Regions from separate parts of the Homo sapiens genome. Here regions 2 and 3 are each linked to region 1. Evidence: chromatin loops called from intact Hi-C (ENCODE). Cell type or tissue: heart right ventricle. All regions are shown on one strand. Links, peaks and the distances in the headings refer to the core of each region. The heading gives the core; the rest is flanking DNA.

Region 1 (5,688 bases), core at 704-4,703:
AATTACTTCTCACTGTTTAACTCTCTTATAACACCTTGCACATTTTCTTGTGTTAAAGGAATATTATAATGTAGAGACATTCTATTTTACATGTTTTATATGTGTATTAGAGTATTATATTCCTAATTCCTCCCTCCCATGCCATGTGTCATTACCCTCATTCATTTCACTTACACATAAGCTATAATCATAGAATATATCAGTTATTATTATTTTGAACAAACTGTTGTCTCTTAGCTCAATTGAGAATAGGAAATAGAAGATTTTATTTTATCTTCCCTTATTTCTTCCCTAAATCTTTCCTTTCTTTATGTAGCTCCATGTTTCTGATCTGTATAATTTTTTTTCTCTCTAAAGAACTTTTTTAAAAAGCATTTTTTGCAAGGCAGGTCTACTGACAATACATTCCCTCAGTTTTTGGTTGTCTGAGAAAGTTTTTATTTCTCTTTCACTTTTGAAGGGTAATTTTGCGTGGTACAGAATTACAGGCTGGTGGTTTTTCCTCAATACTTTGAATTTTTCACTCTGTTCTGTGCTTGCTTGCCTGGTTTCTGAGACGTCAGATGTAATTCTTATAATTACTGCTCTATAAATAAGATGTTTTTCCCTCTGGCTTCAGTCAATATGTTTTCTTTATTTTGGATTTTCTGCAGTTTGAATATTATATGCCTGAATATAAGTGTAGGGCTTTTTCCTTCTCTCTTCTTGTGCTTTTTTTTTCTTTTTGGCACTTATCCTACTTGGTATTCTCTCCACTTCCTGAAATTGTGGTTGGGTCTCATATTAATTGGTGAAGTTCTTAGTCATTATTATTTCAAATATTTCTTCTGTTCCTTTTTCTCTTTCTTTTTCTTCTTGCATTCCCTGTGTTTGTATGTTACACCTTTTGTAATTGTCTCAAATCCTTTAATATTCTATTTTATTTTTTTCAGTCTTTTTTTTTTGCTTTGCTTTTCAATTTTGGAAGTATTTATTGACATATCTTCAAATATGAAAATCCTTTCCTCAGCCATGTCCAGCCCATTAAAAGCATTTAAAATTTTTCTGTGACAGTGTTTTTGATTCTAGAATTTATTTAATTCTGCCTTAGAATGTCCAGCTGTCTGCTTACGTTGCCCATCTGTTCTTGGGTGTTGCCTACTTTTTCCAACAAAGCCTTTAACATTATTCTTTCATATTCCTAATCTTATAATTCCCACATCCCTGCCATATCTGAATCTGGTTCTGATGCTTGTTCTGTCTTTTCAAGCTGTATGTTTTGCTTTTTAGTATGCCTTGTAATTTTTTGTTGAAAGTATAACGTGAAGTACCTGGTACTGTTTCCTACAGAGATTTCTGTTTTGCTATGCTGTGATTCTCATTACCTGTTTGTCTGTTTCTCCACTTTTAGGCATAGTGGTTTGTCCTGAGACCTCACTTTTCTGTGGGTCTAAGAAGGCTGTTGATTTTCAGTTCATTCAGCTTTTCACTTGTTGTTAGGATGGAGTAACAGCTTCCCAGTTTATTCCCAGCCAGGCCAAAGGCCAGAATCAAATTTCCTTTTAAGTACACAGTTTATAAACAGTTATTTTTGTGACTTTGTTTCCGTTCTTTTTAGCTTTCTAGGAGAGACATTTAAAAAATAATCACCCTTACACTTAGCAACTTATGTGTAGTACTACTCTCAGTCTCAAGTACATAGTAGAAAATCTGTCAATATTTCAGATTTAAGGAAAAAGAAATTAAGTCCTAGATCTATTTAGTCACTGCAGCAGATACGTGTGACTACTTTTGTGAGCATCATTCTGCTTAAACATTCTCTATTGAGTTACAGCTTTTAAAAACTCCTAACTACTAGTTAAAACTAAGAAACTTTTATTTGTGCTTAGATGTGCTTTGATCTCCGGTGGGTGTTCACATGAATAACAGTGCTTTTTGAAATTCATATGCCAAACTACTCTCTCTTAGATAGTGTTTACTTGTAAGAACACCAGGCAATATGTTGTAATCATTGCCTTAAGGTTTATGGTGGGTTTGACTTCTATAAACACTAATGAGAATCACTTGGCTGCTTCTATGCATAAAGTACTAGAATCCGGTCCCTAGGTTATGTTGCTTTTGCATTTGTATGGCTAATGCGTGTCATTAAACCATAATGGTAAACATAACTACTTGGAAATCATGTTTCACCTTTTTCTCCTGTGGATCCCAAATCAAATTGCAAACAATTAATTATGGTTACAACACCACTGCAGAGTAATTTTCAGTAGGAATATATTAAGAGGGGCTACACCGTTTCTGACGTTTCAACTGATAAGAAGTGACAACTCTTAGAAAGGCAGTCCTTACAAATCCACAATATATAAGGGTAGGAAAAGTAAATACCATCTTCAATATAATTAGACAAAGAAATTGGCAGATATATTTAACTCTTAAAAGTTCTGCCAGGACCCTACGCTTAAAAATTGCGGGGTAATTTAAAGTATTCCAATCAAGTTTGGATTCCATTTTTGTGGCTGATCTTCAGCAAGTACATTTTTCCTAAATAAAGAAATAATATTTGTAGAACTTTAAAATATCATCTCATCTTTCCTGGCTTTCATGTGCTCCGTGATAACTTGATTAGCCCAAGGAAGACGAAGAGATATCTGAATGGCCTGGACATGGCATGTAAAAATGACTCAGCCAACAGCTGGAAAGAAGCTGCTGGCCTTCAGGTCAGTATTTACTGGGGTGTGGTGAATTAAAACCAGATGTGCAAGCATGGACAGCTGCAGCGGAAATGCTTCTCAGTGCTATTTGCCAGCCGTGTTCCACAAAGTGGAGATAAAAGTGGTGGCAGTCAGGCAAGATCACTGTTCTCATGATCCTTACCTTCTAATGGAGAGAGACAGCATATTTGGCCAGTGAGCACTGCTCCAACTCCTTGGACTGAAGGCCACTTTATACTCTTAAAAATTGAGATCTCATCAAAACTTTTGTTTACGTGAGTTATATCCACTGATATTTACTGTAGTCAGAATTAACACTGTGGCATTTTAAGATTTTATTTACTTATTTCTACATAACAGGAAAGTCATTACATATTAACATGAAAATATTTTTATGAAAAAATAACTCCATTTAAAAAAATTAAAACAATGAAAAGAGTGTCATTGTTTTACATTTTTGCAAATCTTTGTAATATCTACTTTCATTGAAGATGGCTGGATTCTCATATCTGTGTTGGCGTTAAATATTGTTACATGTTGTTTTCGATGAAGCATATAAAGAAAGTCTACCTTGGAAAAGGTAGGCATATTTTAATAGCCTTTCAGTTATTCTTTGATATTACACTGAAGGGAGGCAGCTTCATAAAGATGAATTGCAATGTGGGATGTGAAGTCATATCAGTGAACTTTCCAGACTCCGTTATATACAAATCCTTTCATCTTGCACTTTGAATGGATCTTTTACCCATTCATGATTCTGTAAAATCATGTATTAGTCATTTGAAAAATAATGAATCACAGGTTTATGAAGATCTTCCAAATATTGACACATTTGATTACACTATATATAATCGCATTTGTTAGTATCATCTCAAATATCATCAAAAAGACTTTAAATCTTGGGAAGCTGTCAATGGTAGCAGATACAAAGCTTTAATTTTATTATTGGCAACAAAATACCATCAGTTTTATGATAGGCTCACTTTATTCATTTTCAAGAAAATAAAGAATCTTCAGTCATTTATTCAAGCAAAGATAATTTTTTATGAAAAAGTCTCTAGTCCAGCTCACAACTTAATTTCGCAAGCACTTTTCCTCAAGAATTCCATCATACTCTGGTATGCTGTGGAAGTACTTAACATAGACTTCCTATTTCATAACACAAGATATTAATAATACAGGTACTAATAGCTCAAAATACAGTGAAATTAACTTTTTGTGCTTCATCAAAAGATATTCTTGTTTTTTTTTTTTTTTTGAGACAGAGTCTTGCTCTGTCATCCAGGCTGGAGTGCAGTGGTACAATCTCGTCTCACCGCAATGTCCACTTCCCAGGTTCACGCGATTCTCCTGCCTCAGCCTCCCGAGTAGCTGGGATTACAGGTGTGTGCCACCATGCCCGGCTAATTTTTGTATTTTTAGTAGAGACAAGGTTTTGCCATGTTGGCCAGGCTGGTCTTGAACTCCTGACCTCAGGTGATCCACCCGTCTCGGCCTCCCAAAGTGCTGGGATTACAGGCGTGAGCCACCGCTCACAGCCAACAGACATTCTTAAGTAAAACTGGTTTTATGCATTTATTTGTTTGTTTTCCTGCAAGTATCGCCAATGAAGAGTTCAATGACCTGCTAGTACACCTTGCTGCCGCTGCACCAACGTGCACTGAGCCATCGCAGACTGTGATGGCTTAGTATAATTAAAAATTGTTTTCAATTTTTGTAAACCTGTCAAAAGTGTTGTGAATACATGGGATACACTTTGAGAACCACTGGAGTAAACAAATAAATTATCAAAATAATCACAAATATGATAAGGGCTGCAATTATAATAAAATATGATGGGGGATGATTGATCACTGGAATATAACTTACTAAGGAGTTCTTTCTTCACTTCCCAATCAAAGCTAGTAATATGTTGGCTAAGTAACCTGGATGACTATTACTTGTCTTGATTAGGCTTGATTAGAACTCTCCACAATTCAAATTATTTATCAGAATAGTGACTGATAATTTAGTTTTGTGCGTAAAAAAATTATAAGCTCCATGAATGCATATTTTGTTCTGTTAAACTTTTATTCTTAATAAATTATTCTGGATCTGACTTAAGTTATATATGTGTGCATGTGTGCATGCATGTGTGTGTATGTGTGTGTTTGTGTAGAATGAATAAATTATTGAGACCAGAGAGGACATAAATTTGAGAGACAGAATTGGGCATGATGAGTTCTGTTTCTCCATTATGAACATGAAAGGGGTCTAGGCTGTCTACTTGGCAGATGGCTAATGCAAGGTGGAATACGTGGGGCTGGCCCTTAGCAGGGAATCTGGGCTGGAGATAAAGATGTGGACACTCTCAGCTTATAGCTGCCAGTTAAGACTAATCTCACACAAGACTTGCTAATAGTCCGTAAAGGGAAAATGGCCAGGGATAAAATCCTGAGGCACACTGACATTTGGAGAGTAAGTGAGAAACCTAGAGAAAAAATTGAGAAGTGCTCCCCTACACACCTGCCCTAACGCAAAACTGTCACTTTTCCTACACTAATTATTATTTTGTGTATTTATCTAACTCTTCGAAGAACGGATTTTAATCCATTTTATTTTACAGGTTTAACAGATTTTAATATGAGTTTATTTTAATCATCTTTGTATCCCTAGCAACTAGCACAAAATACTCATCAACTTCGATCCATTTTTTGAGTTACTATTTCAATAAATGTAAGTTTATCATTTAAATTTTGGGAGTGTTTTTCACTCAGATTTTCTTTCATTCCTGTTAGGAAACAACCAAGATAAGATTGCTGTTGTAATAGGATTATCTCCAATCATCAGATTGATTAAATGTTCTCTAACCTGTAACTTGCAGTGTTTCTTGAAAAACATCCTTTCTTAGTCCTTGATTTTTGAAAAAAAAAAAATGGCTTTTAGTCAGTGAGCATTAGGAGTTGAAGAAAATGAGTTCATCTTTGGCTGAGAAGTCAATAGGATTCTGCTGCTTACT
Region 2 (5,688 bases), core at 1,162-5,161, 100 kb before region 1:
CTGTGGGTTTGTCATAGATAGCTCTTATTATTTTGAGATACTTGTCATCAATACCTAATTTATTGAGAGTTTTTAGCATGAAGGATTGTTGAATTTAATCAAAGACCTTTTCTGCATCTGTTGAGATAATCATGTGGTTTTTGTCTTTGGTTCTGTTTATATGCTGGATTACATTTATTGATTTGTGTATGTTGAACCAGCCTTGTATCCCAGGGATGAAGCCCACTTGATCATGGCTCAAAATAAAGGGATGGAGGAAGATCTACCAAGCAAATGGAAAACAAAAAAAGGTAGGGCTTGCAATCCTAGTCTCTAATAAAACAGACTTTAAACCAACAAAGATCAAAGGAGACAAAGAAGGCCATTACATAATGGTAAAGGGATCAATTCAACAAGAAGAGCTAACTATCCTAAGTATATATGCACCCAATACAGGAGCACCCAGATTCATAGAGCAAGTCCTCAGAGACCTACTAAGAGACTTAGACTCCCACACAATAATAATGGGAGACTTTAACACACCACTGTCAACATTAGACAGATCAACGAGACAGAAAGTTAACAAGGATACCCAGGAACTGAACTCAGCTCTGCACCAAGTGGACCTAATAGACATCTACAGAACTCTCCACCCCAAATCAACAGAATATACATTCTTTTCAGCACCACACCACACCTATTCCAAAATTGACCACATAGTTGGAAGCAAAGCACTCCTCAGCAAATGTAAAAGAACAGAAATTATAACAAACTGTCTCTCAGACCACAGTGCAATCAAACTAGAACTCAGGATTAAGAAATTCACTCAAGACCACTCAACTACATGGAAACTGAACAACCTGCTCCTGAATGACTACTGGGTACATAACGAAATGAAGGCAGAAATAAAGATGTTCTTTGAAACCAACGAGAACAAAGACACAACATACCAGAATCTCTGGGACACATTCAAAGCAGTGTGTAGAGGGAAATTTATAGCACTAAATGCCCACAAGAGAAAGCAGGAAAGATCCAAAATTGACACCCTAAAATCACAATTAAAAGAACTAGAAAAGCAAGAGCAAACACATTCAAAAGCTAGCAGAAGGCAAGAAATAACTAAAATCAGAGCAGAACTGAAGGAAATAGAGACACAAAAAAACCCTTCAAAAAATCAATGAATCCAGGAGCTGGTTTTTTGAAAAGATCAACAAAATTGATAGACTGCTAGCAAGACTAATAAAGAAGAAATGAGAGAAGAATGAAATAGATACAATAAAAAATGATAAAAGGGATATCACCACCGATCCCACAGAAATACAAAATACCATCAGAGAATACTACAAACACCTCTACGCAAATAAACTAGAAAATCTAGAAGAAATGGATAAATTCCTCGACACATACACCCTCCCAAGACTAAACTGGGAAGAAGTTGAATCTCTGAATAGACCAATAACACGCTCTGAAATTGTGGCAATAATCAATAGCTTACCAACCAAAAAAAGTCCAGGACCAGATGGATTCACAGCCGAATTCTACCAGAGGTACAAGGAGGAGCTGGTACCATTCCTTCTGAAACTATTCCAATCAATAGAAAAAGAGAGAATCCTCCCTAACTCATTTTATGAGGCCAGCATCATCCTGATACCAAAGCCTGGCAGAGACACAACCAAAAAAGAGAATTTTAGACCAATATCCTTGATGAACATCGATGCAAAAATCCTCAATAAAATACTGGCAAACCGAATCCAGCAGCACGTCAAAAAGCTTATCTGCTAAGAGGAAATTTTATAGCACTAAGTGCGTATATCAAAAAGTCTGAAAGATCACAAATTGACAACCTACTGTCAAACTTCAAGGAACTAGAGAAGTAAGAACGCACTAAACCCAAATCTAGCAGAAGGAAAGAAATAAGAAATATCAGAGCAGAATTAAATGAAATTGAAACAAAAAAATACAAAAGATCAATGAAACAAAAGACTGGTTCTTTGAAAAGACAAAAAAGATTGATAAACCATTAGCCAGATTAACCAAGGAAACAAGAGAGAATATACAAATAAACTCAATTATAGATGAAACTAGAGACTTTACAACCAACACCACAGAAATACAAAAGATCATTTGAGACTCCTAGTTTGAAACACAAACCAGAAGACCTAGAGGAAATAGATAAATTCCTAGAAACATACAACTCTCCTAGATTAAATCAGGAAGAAATAGAAACCCTGAACAGACCAACAAAAAGCAGCAACACTGAATCAGTAATAAAAATAAATAAATAAATTGTCAACAACAACAAAAAAAATCCCAGGATCAGATGGATTCACAGCTGAACTCTGTCAGACATGGAAAGAAGAATTGATGTCAATCCTAATGAAATTATTCCAACAGATTAAGAAAGAGGGACTCTATAAATCATTCTATGAAGCCAGTACCATCTTGATACCAAAACCAGGAAATGATGTAACATAAAAATAAAACTACAGCCCAATATCCCTGATGAACATAGATGCAAAAATTCCCAGCAAAATACTAGCTAATCGAATCCAACAGTATATCAGAAAGATAATATATCATGATGAAGTGGGTTTTATTCCAGGGGTGCAGGAATGGCTTGACATATGCAAGTGAATTAATGTGATACATCACATAAACAGAATTAACAACAAAAACCATATGATCATCTTAATGGTTGCGAAAAAGCATGTGATAATATCCAGCATCTCCTTATGATAAAAACTCTCAACAAACTAGACATAGAAGGGGTTTACTTCAAATTAATAAAAGCCATATATGACAAATGCACAGCCAACATCATACAGAATGGGGAAAAGTTGAAAGCATTTCCCAAGAGAATTGGAACAAGACAAGGATGCCCACTTTCATCATTTCTGTTTAACATAGTACTTGAAGTCCTAGCTAGAGCAATCAGGCAAGAGAAAGAAAAAAAAAAGGCATTCATATTAGAAAAGTGGAAGTTGAACTGTTTGTTGATGATATGATCATATGCCTAGAAAACCCTCAAGATTCATCCAAAAGACTCCTAGATTTGATCAATAATTCAGTAAATACTCAAGTTTCAAATTCAATGTACACAAATCAGTAGCATTGCTATACACCAATGACCAAGTTGAGAATCAAATCAAGAATTCAATCCCTATTACAACAGCTGTGAAAAATAAAATAAAATAAAATAAAATAAAATACCTAGAAATATATATAACCAAGGAGGTGAAAGTCCTTTACAAGAGCTATAAATCACTGCTGAAAGAAATCACAGATGACACAAACAGAAAAACATCCCATACTAATGGCTTGGAGGAACCAATGCTGTAAAAATGATCATACTGCCCAAAGCAATCTATAGATTCAATACAATTTCCATTAAAAGACCAAAATTATTTTTCACAGAATTAGAAAAAAATCTAAAATTCATATGGAACCAAACAAGAGCCTGAATAGCCAAAGCAATCCTAAACAGAATGAACAAATCTGGAGGCATCACATTACAAGACTTCAAGTTATACTACAAGGCCATTGTTATCTAAACAGCATGGTACTGGTATAAAAGTAGGTGCAAAGAGCAATGGAACAGAATAGCGAACCCAGAAATAAAGCCAAATACATAAATACTTACAACTAACTGATATTTGACAAAGGATACAAAAACATACAGTGGAGAAAGGACATCCTATTTAATAAATGGTGCTGGAAAAACTCACTAGCCACATGCAGAAGCATGAAACTGGATCCCTGTCTCTCATCCTATACAAAAATCAACTCAAGATGGATGAAAGACTTTAAGACCTAAAACTATAAAAATTCTAGAAGATAACCTTGAAAATAACTTTTCTGGACATTGGCCTAGGCAAAGAATTTGTGACTAAAACTCAAAAAACAAATGCAACAAAAACAAAAATAAATAAATGGAAACTGATTAAAATTAAAAGCTTCTTTAGTACAAAAGAAATAATCATCAGAGTAAACAGATAACCCACAGAATGGGAGAAAATATTTACAAATTATGCATCTGACAAAGGATGACTATCCAGAATCTACAAGAAACACAAAGAAATCAGCCAGAAAATAATAATCCCATCAAAATGTGGGCAAATGACATAAAGAGACATTATTCAAAAGAAGATATACAAATGTCGCCAAATATATGATAGAAATGCTCAACATCACTAATCATTCGGGAAATGCAAATTAAAACCACAATGAGACATCACCCTACTCTTGCAAGGATGGCTTATTATTAAAAAGTCAAAAAACAATTGATGTTGGCATGGATATTATGAAAGAGGAATGCTTTTACACTACTGGTGGTAATGTAAATTAGTACAACCTTCATGGAAAACAGTATGAATATTCCTTAAAGAACTAAAAGTAGATCTACCATTCAATCCAGCCATCTCACTACTGGGTCTTTATTCAAAGGAAAAGAAGTCGTTATACAAAAAAGATACTTGCACATGCATGTTTATTGCAGCCTAATTCACAGTTGCAAAGATGTGATGAACCCAAGTGCCCACTGACCAATAAGTGAATAAAGAAAATGTAGTACATTTATACCGTGGAATACTACTCAACCATAAAAAGTAATAAAATAATGTCTTTTGCATCAACTTGGACAGAGCTGGATGCCATTATTCTAAGTGAAGTAACTTAGGAATGGAAAACCAAGTACAATGTTCTCATTTATTTACAAATGTTCTCATTTATAAGTGGGAGCTACATTATGAATATGCAAAGGCATACAGAATGATAAAATGGACTTTGGAGATTGATATGGTTTGGATCTGTGTCCCCACCCAAATCTCATGTCAAATTGTAATCCCAGTGTTGGAGGTGGGGCCTGATGAGAGGTGATTGGATCATGGAGGCAGAGTTCTCATGAATGGTTTAGCACCATCTCCTCAGTGCTGTTCTCATGATAGTGAATGAGTTATCACAAGATCTGGTTGTTTTAAAAGTTTGTAGTTCTTCCCCTGTCTCTTTTCCTTTTGCCCAGCCATGTGAAGACACCTGCTCCTGCTTTGCCTTATGCCATGAGTAAATTCTTCCTAAGGCCTCCCTGGAAGCAGATGCCGCCATGCTTCCTCTACAGCCTACAGATCTCTGAGCCAATTAAACCTTTTTTTTTTTTAATAAATTACCCAGTCTCAGGTATGTCTTTATAACAGTTTTAGAATGGACTAATATAAAGTCTCAAAAGGGGAAGGATAGGAGACAGATGTGGGATTAAAACTACATATTAGGCACAATGTACGCTACTCAGGTGACAGACGCAATAACATCTCAGAATTCACCACTATATAATTCATCCATGTAACCAAAAGCTACTTGTACCCCGAAAGCTATCATTTTTTTTATTAAAAAAAGAAACTCTTTGCCAAAGGACACGATTCAGAAAGTGAAGATGAATTTATAGAGTAGAAGAAGATATTTGAAATGCAGAACAAAAATTGTCAAGTGGCCGGTACTGGAAGGCATAAAGACTGACCAAAAGTAAGAAATCAGGCAACCTAATTAAAAAAAAAATATGAGAGACTTCAGCAGTCACGTCACAAAAGAGAATATACATAAAGGCCAATAAAATACATGAAATGATACTCAATTTCATTTCTAGCCAGTGATGGACAAAGTAAAGCTGCAATGAGATATCACTGGTAGACATCCACTCCACCAGAATGTCCAACATTA
Region 3 (5,688 bases), core at 1,162-5,161, 94 kb before region 1:
AATTTTTCTGTTTCCATCTGCGGTTCATACAATCTCAGAAAAAATAATGCATTTCAGAAGGAGCTGAGAAAGTAACTTCTAAATTCCTCCCCACATTCAAGATTACTACTGGGTTATCAGTCTGAATTGATTCTTAAAAATTCATTGATAGATTTAATATAAAATGAGTTCCAAGTGAAAGTTATAGAGGCATGAAGCCACATAGGTAAACACAGCACTGTATTTTCTAGGATTTTACCTGAAATCCTGTGACAAATAAGGCAATGGAGTGAGTTCTACATGTTTAAAGACTATTAATATCCTGTAATATAAATTGTTTTTCAATGTGCATTTTCATCATCTTTTCTATGCAGAAGTTTGTATGTGGTTGTTATGGTTTGGCTCTGTGTCCCCACCCAAAACTCATGTTGTGGTTCCCATAATTCCCACATATTGTGAAGGAACCTGGTGAGAGATGATTGAATCATGGAGGCAGGTCTTTCTCATGCTATTCTTGTGATAGTGAATGGGTCTCTCGAGTTCTGATGGTTTTAAAAATGGGAGTTTCCCTGCATGAGCTCTCTCTTTGCCTGCCGCCATCCGCATAAGATGTAACTTACTCCTCCTTGCCTTCTGCCATGATTTTGATTCCTCCCCAGCCACGTGGTGGAACTGTGAGTCCAATTAAACCTCTTTCTTTTGTAAATTGCCCAGTCTTTATCAGCAGCATGTCTTTATCAGCAGCATGAAAACAGACTAATACAGGGCTTATGTGTGGTTTTCTGAAATTTTTAATGCAGTCAAATCTTGTCATTATTTCTTTTTTGATTTCCGCCTCTGCGATCATGCTTAGAAAGTCATCCACAAACACATTGCCTCCTAGTACCTTACTTTGTATGAACTATCTTACTCTCCTGGATTTATTTTGAATGATGGTATGAGACAAATACCTAATTGTGTTTTTTAAAAAATCATTAGTCCATTGTACATAATTGCTTATTGAATTATTTCTCAACTGATTTTCTATAATAAATTTTTGTCAGAGACTCAATCCATTCATTGATGACATGTTTATTTTCAGTGCTATAGTTATCAGGCACTGTGCTAAGTTCAGGGAACACAATGGTAAGCAAACAGACTTATGTCCCCTCATAAACTTCATCACATCAAGAAGGAAGATATGTTAGCCCAGATTCACATATGCGGAATATTGAAGAAGAGCTTTTTAAATGAACCTGACCTAAATAGAAAGTCAAGAAAGTCTTCGAAGAAATGACGTTTAGGTGCAATCTAGGTGATGACTAGGAATTAAACAAAGAGGAATATTGCTGGTGAAACATTCCAACCACAGTGAATCACTACAGAAATGCCCTGCGTTTGGCGGGAAATAACCTGATGAAGCTTGGGAAAGAAAACAGGTGAGGCCAGCATGAGACGGGGAGGGGCAGGGAGGTGGGGGGTTAAGCCTGGAGAACTGGATCATGACCACTTCTTGGTCCTGTAATCAACTGGAATCCACTGAGAAGTATTAAAGAAGAGTTAAATGATCAGCAATTTGTGGAGGAAAGGTGTTTCTAGAAGGACCATGAAGGGCAGACGAAGAGGTGAGGGGTGAGCATGAAGGGGTGAGCAGTGGCTATGGGAAAGCTAGAAATGTAAATGTGTAAAGGATGATGACATTGAAATAAATACTGGTAGATGTATTAAAGAGTTATTTAAAATATAAAGCATGATGATAGATAGGATATAGGAGGTAATGGAGGTAATGGAGAGTAAGGTGTGCAGGTATAAGCACTAGGTTTGAGATTTATATCCATCAATAATAATGATGTCATTCATGAGGAAATATGCTGTAGGAAGGTGGAGGATCCAGACTATGAATCCAGACTTAGTGTACTGATTTTTATGAGAGTTTGAGTCACCTAAAACAAGGTTTGGCAAGATTCGTAAAGGCCAGGTAGTAAATATTTGGGGCTGTGCATGCCACGAATGGTCACTATTGCATATTTTTTCTATTTATTTATTTACTTATTTATTATGCATATGGAAACTCTTTACAACATAAAAATTATTCTTAGCTACTGGGAAGTAGAAGAACAGGGGCAGGATTTGGACTGTGTCCTAAGAAGTCAGTAAGAGTGTCAGGAGTGAGGAGAAGGACTTCTGAGCCAGAAACATGAATGTTTAGGTTCAGGTATCATCAGTGCTTAGCGAGTAAGTGAGGCTGTGGATATAGATGAATTGGCCTAGGTAGACAAAGAATGAAAAGAGAAGAGAGACAGTGACTGAGCCTTGAGAAACTCTAATACATAATGGTCTACTAGAGGAAGAGAAGCCTAAAAATAGTACTAAAAGAGCTAGAAGAGAAGGGGTATAAACACAGTAGGAATATGGTATCACGGAAATTAAGGGAAGTTCATGGAGATCATTTTTCAGATGTGAAAAACTCTAAGAACTTAGATGCTGATGAATGATTCAATTGAAAAATAAGTTTACTAGATACTAGAGAGAGAATTGGTCATTGACAATGAATGGTTTCTCATAAAGCAGAAGAGAGCCTAATTGGACTTTATTTGGAGGTGATGTACCTCTCCTGTTATAGAACAGCCACGAAGAGAAGTGTGCAGATGCAGGTGCATTTGGAGATGCAGCAGCAGACAGTCTCCATCTGCAGGCTCAGACTCTCCCCATGAATCAGAAGAATAGGCTGTGGTCCCTCCATGAGCATGAGGGGGTCCTGTAAGGGGTGGGTGTAGTAGGTGTGAAGAGAGGAGAGAGGCAGAGAAAACTAGTAGGCTTGCTGAGTAGTGTTGAGAGCCTATGTGAGGTTGATTATCATAAATTTTTGGAAGTATTTGTCTCTATTTTTATATGATTTTCTAGGACAGTGTTTCATGCTTTGATATTGTCCAAATATCAAGTAAAAAGCAACTAGGAAAGTAACAGATGCATTTATCTTTTGACCCAGCATGCTCCCAAATAAAAACTGGCAAAATGTAAAATGACATGAGTCAAGCTATTAGTTTGGCATTCTTTTTAATGTGAGAATACTGAAACAGTACAAATATCTGCCATTTGACACAGGTGGAATAAATTTTAATATACTCATACAATAGAAAGGTATACAGGTTATTAAAATGGAATTAGGGAGAGCTCTATAATGTATTTTAAAAATAAAACATGCAAACCAACACCTATGGAGAGAGGCAAACCAATGCCTTTGGAGAGACACACAACCTTGCTGGATGGTTTCACATTGACTCCTGACAAAATCCTCCAATGGGTCTTCACTGCCTCCTGGGAATCCTACTGCATTATCCAAATCAATTTGCCCTCTTAGAGTTTGAAACTATTTCATGTTTTCTCCATACTCTCAGAACTCCAAAACTCCACCCCCATATTCCAACTGATGATTTTGCCTTTTATTTCACTCAGATTTAAAAATTCTGAAGAAAGCATCTTTATAGTCCTACCACCAAATGTAACATAACTAATACTCTATTAAAAAGGAAAAGTCTCTGAGCACCCATCTGAGGACAGTTTCCTGACACTGAGCTAGGTCACATCTTTTAAGCTACTCAATGATTTTCTCCCTTGGAATTTCCCCCTCCCTACGCATTCTCTTGAATAATTTATTCACTTGGAGAATATTTGTAAAACATTTACTGTAAGCCAGGAAATGTTCTAAAGTAATTTACAATTATTAACTCAGGTTGATAATCAGATTTTTCTGCCTACTGCATTCTTACTATTGAAAACATGGTACATCTTCAAGAAGCATTCACAAGCAAACATTCTGCTTCAGCAATGGGAGATTCTTCTGTTCAGCTCCACAGAAATGTCTTTGAAAAGAAAGTATATCACCTTTTCTGCCCCTATTTTTTCTCTTGAACCCACACCAATCAGGATTTCATTCTTACCACTCAAACAAACACCTCTTATCAGAATCACTAATGATCACTACATTGTCAGCTTCAGTGATCAAATCAGCTTTCATCCGGCTGGATCTAAGAGAGGCAGCATTTGACACAGCTAACCCCTCTTCCTTTCAAACTCCTGTCCTCACCTGACATTCAGAAATCACTCTCCTTTGATTTGCCTCTTATTTCACCTGGCTTCCTTTTGTCAGATCTCTCTCATTTTCCCTCCCTTTCAACTAGTGGTCTTAATCTTGGCTGCAAATTATAATCACCTGGGGAATCAAAAAAATAATTCTCAATGCCCAGGCCATACCCAAGACCCATCCTTGAGAAGGAGACCAAAGCATCCATAGTTTTACAAACTCCCCCAGATGATTCCAATGTGCAGCTGAAGTTAGGAATCACTGTTAGGCAAAGGAATTGATGTCCGAGAGCCATCAGAAGTGGTATCCACTGGCCACAGCCTCTCTGATCTCATCTCCTGTCCTTCTTCCCACTGGCTACTCCTCTTTAGCCACTGGGCTTCAAGCCATGCCTCAGACACAGCAAGCATCATCTCACCCCAGGGTTCTTGCATTTACCATAGACTCTGTCAGCAAGACCCTCACTTCCTCAGGACCTCTACTCAAGTGTCACTTTAGCAGAGGACTTCTGACCATTCTGTACAAAGCAGCCCTCTCCTCACCTGCTGCCCCCAGGGGTCTCCCCACCCCTGGGGCTGACTTCATTTTATCAATAGCCTTTTCTTCACTTGAAGCATTATGTAATATATGCTTCTTGAGGGTCTCCCTCACTGTGTTGTAAATTCTTAGGGGAAAATACTTTGTTTTGCTCACTGTTTAATCCTTAATCAACAGTTGAATCCACCAGAGTGGAGTAGACACTCTAGAAAGTTTATATAATAAACAGCTGCCTTTCTTTCTTTACCTAAATTTACTTTATCTTCTGTTTATATTATCATAAGCTCCATGTAAACTTCTAACATTTTTCTCTCACCTTGTTTAATATCACAGAATTATTTTTTTTTCAATACATTCCTGCTCTCTTTCCACGAATTTTCTTTCTTAAAAACCCTGTTATTTTGTTTTCCATTATTAGTCTTTACACTTACTGCTTACTGCTATGAACTAACACTGATTTTAAGAAGCATCTGGTAAAAAAATATACTTCTATACCTACTTCTTCACCAATATCAATCATCAGAATTTTTGCTTTAATTATGCATGAGTAATTTCATATTATGAATAATTGTAATGAGTATATTCTGTTGTGTAAATTATTTAATTCCTCAATATTTTTCTAATAGGTTCAACCCAAAGAAGCTGAATTTAAGATATATAATTATGCCAATAATTTTCATTGCACAATCAAGTAGTGGGATTGTAGCCATCATTTTAAAAGATAACCCTACATCTTTTAGATGTTCATAGTTTGAGGTGAATTTTCCAGCCATCAGGGTAATTAATTAATTTTTATTTTTACTAAATGCACTCATTTGTTCTGTTATATTCAGTTATCATTCTTTCTTGTTTTTTGCATGAATGTATGAGTCTTTTTTCTGTAAGCCTATGTGAATAGTAAATCTCAGTCTCTGCTCCCTTACGCTGGCCACTGCAGGGTAAGCCATTACGACTTGTGTTCTTTCTGATCTTGGGGGATTTTCCTTTCATCATGTGTGTGTCTAGAGAGTGGGAAACAGAGAGAAAAAGAGCTAGAGATAGAGGATTTATATATATGCATATATATACACATACACACATATATAGTTATATATGTTATATACTACATA

The links. Peaks named below come from ENCODE experiments on the same cell type or tissue, not always from the same donor. Only the 100,000 strongest peaks of a DNase experiment are listed, where the experiment ranks them.
Region 2: it touches region 1 in a loop (2.6-fold over the local background); 17 of 110 quality-filtered maps call a loop at or near these places.
Region 3: a loop joins it to region 1, with 2.2 times the contacts of the local background. A loop is called at or near these places in 26 of 110 quality-filtered maps.

What each region holds. Positions count from the first base shown.
Region 1 is chr7:54,336,525-54,342,212 of GRCh38, forward strand. All of the region lies in intron 1 of LINC01445 (long intergenic non-protein coding RNA 1445), which reads left to right. Among named protein-coding and RNA genes, the nearest start is that of LINC01445, 8.7 kb to the left of the region's middle. In heart right ventricle, for the core only: no CTCF peak of the experiment used is centred there; a DNase peak (open chromatin) is centred at 2,687; H3K27ac peaks cover 364 bases.
Region 2 is chr7:54,232,260-54,237,947 of GRCh38, forward strand. No RefSeq gene overlaps it. Among named protein-coding and RNA genes, the nearest start is that of LINC01445, 96 kb to the right of the region's middle. In heart right ventricle, for the core only: no CTCF peak of the experiment used is centred there; no DNase peak of the experiment used is centred there.
Region 3 is chr7:54,241,625-54,247,312 of GRCh38, forward strand. No RefSeq gene overlaps it. Among named protein-coding and RNA genes, the nearest start is that of LINC01445, 86 kb to the right of the region's middle. In heart right ventricle, for the core only: no CTCF peak of the experiment used is centred there; no DNase peak of the experiment used is centred there.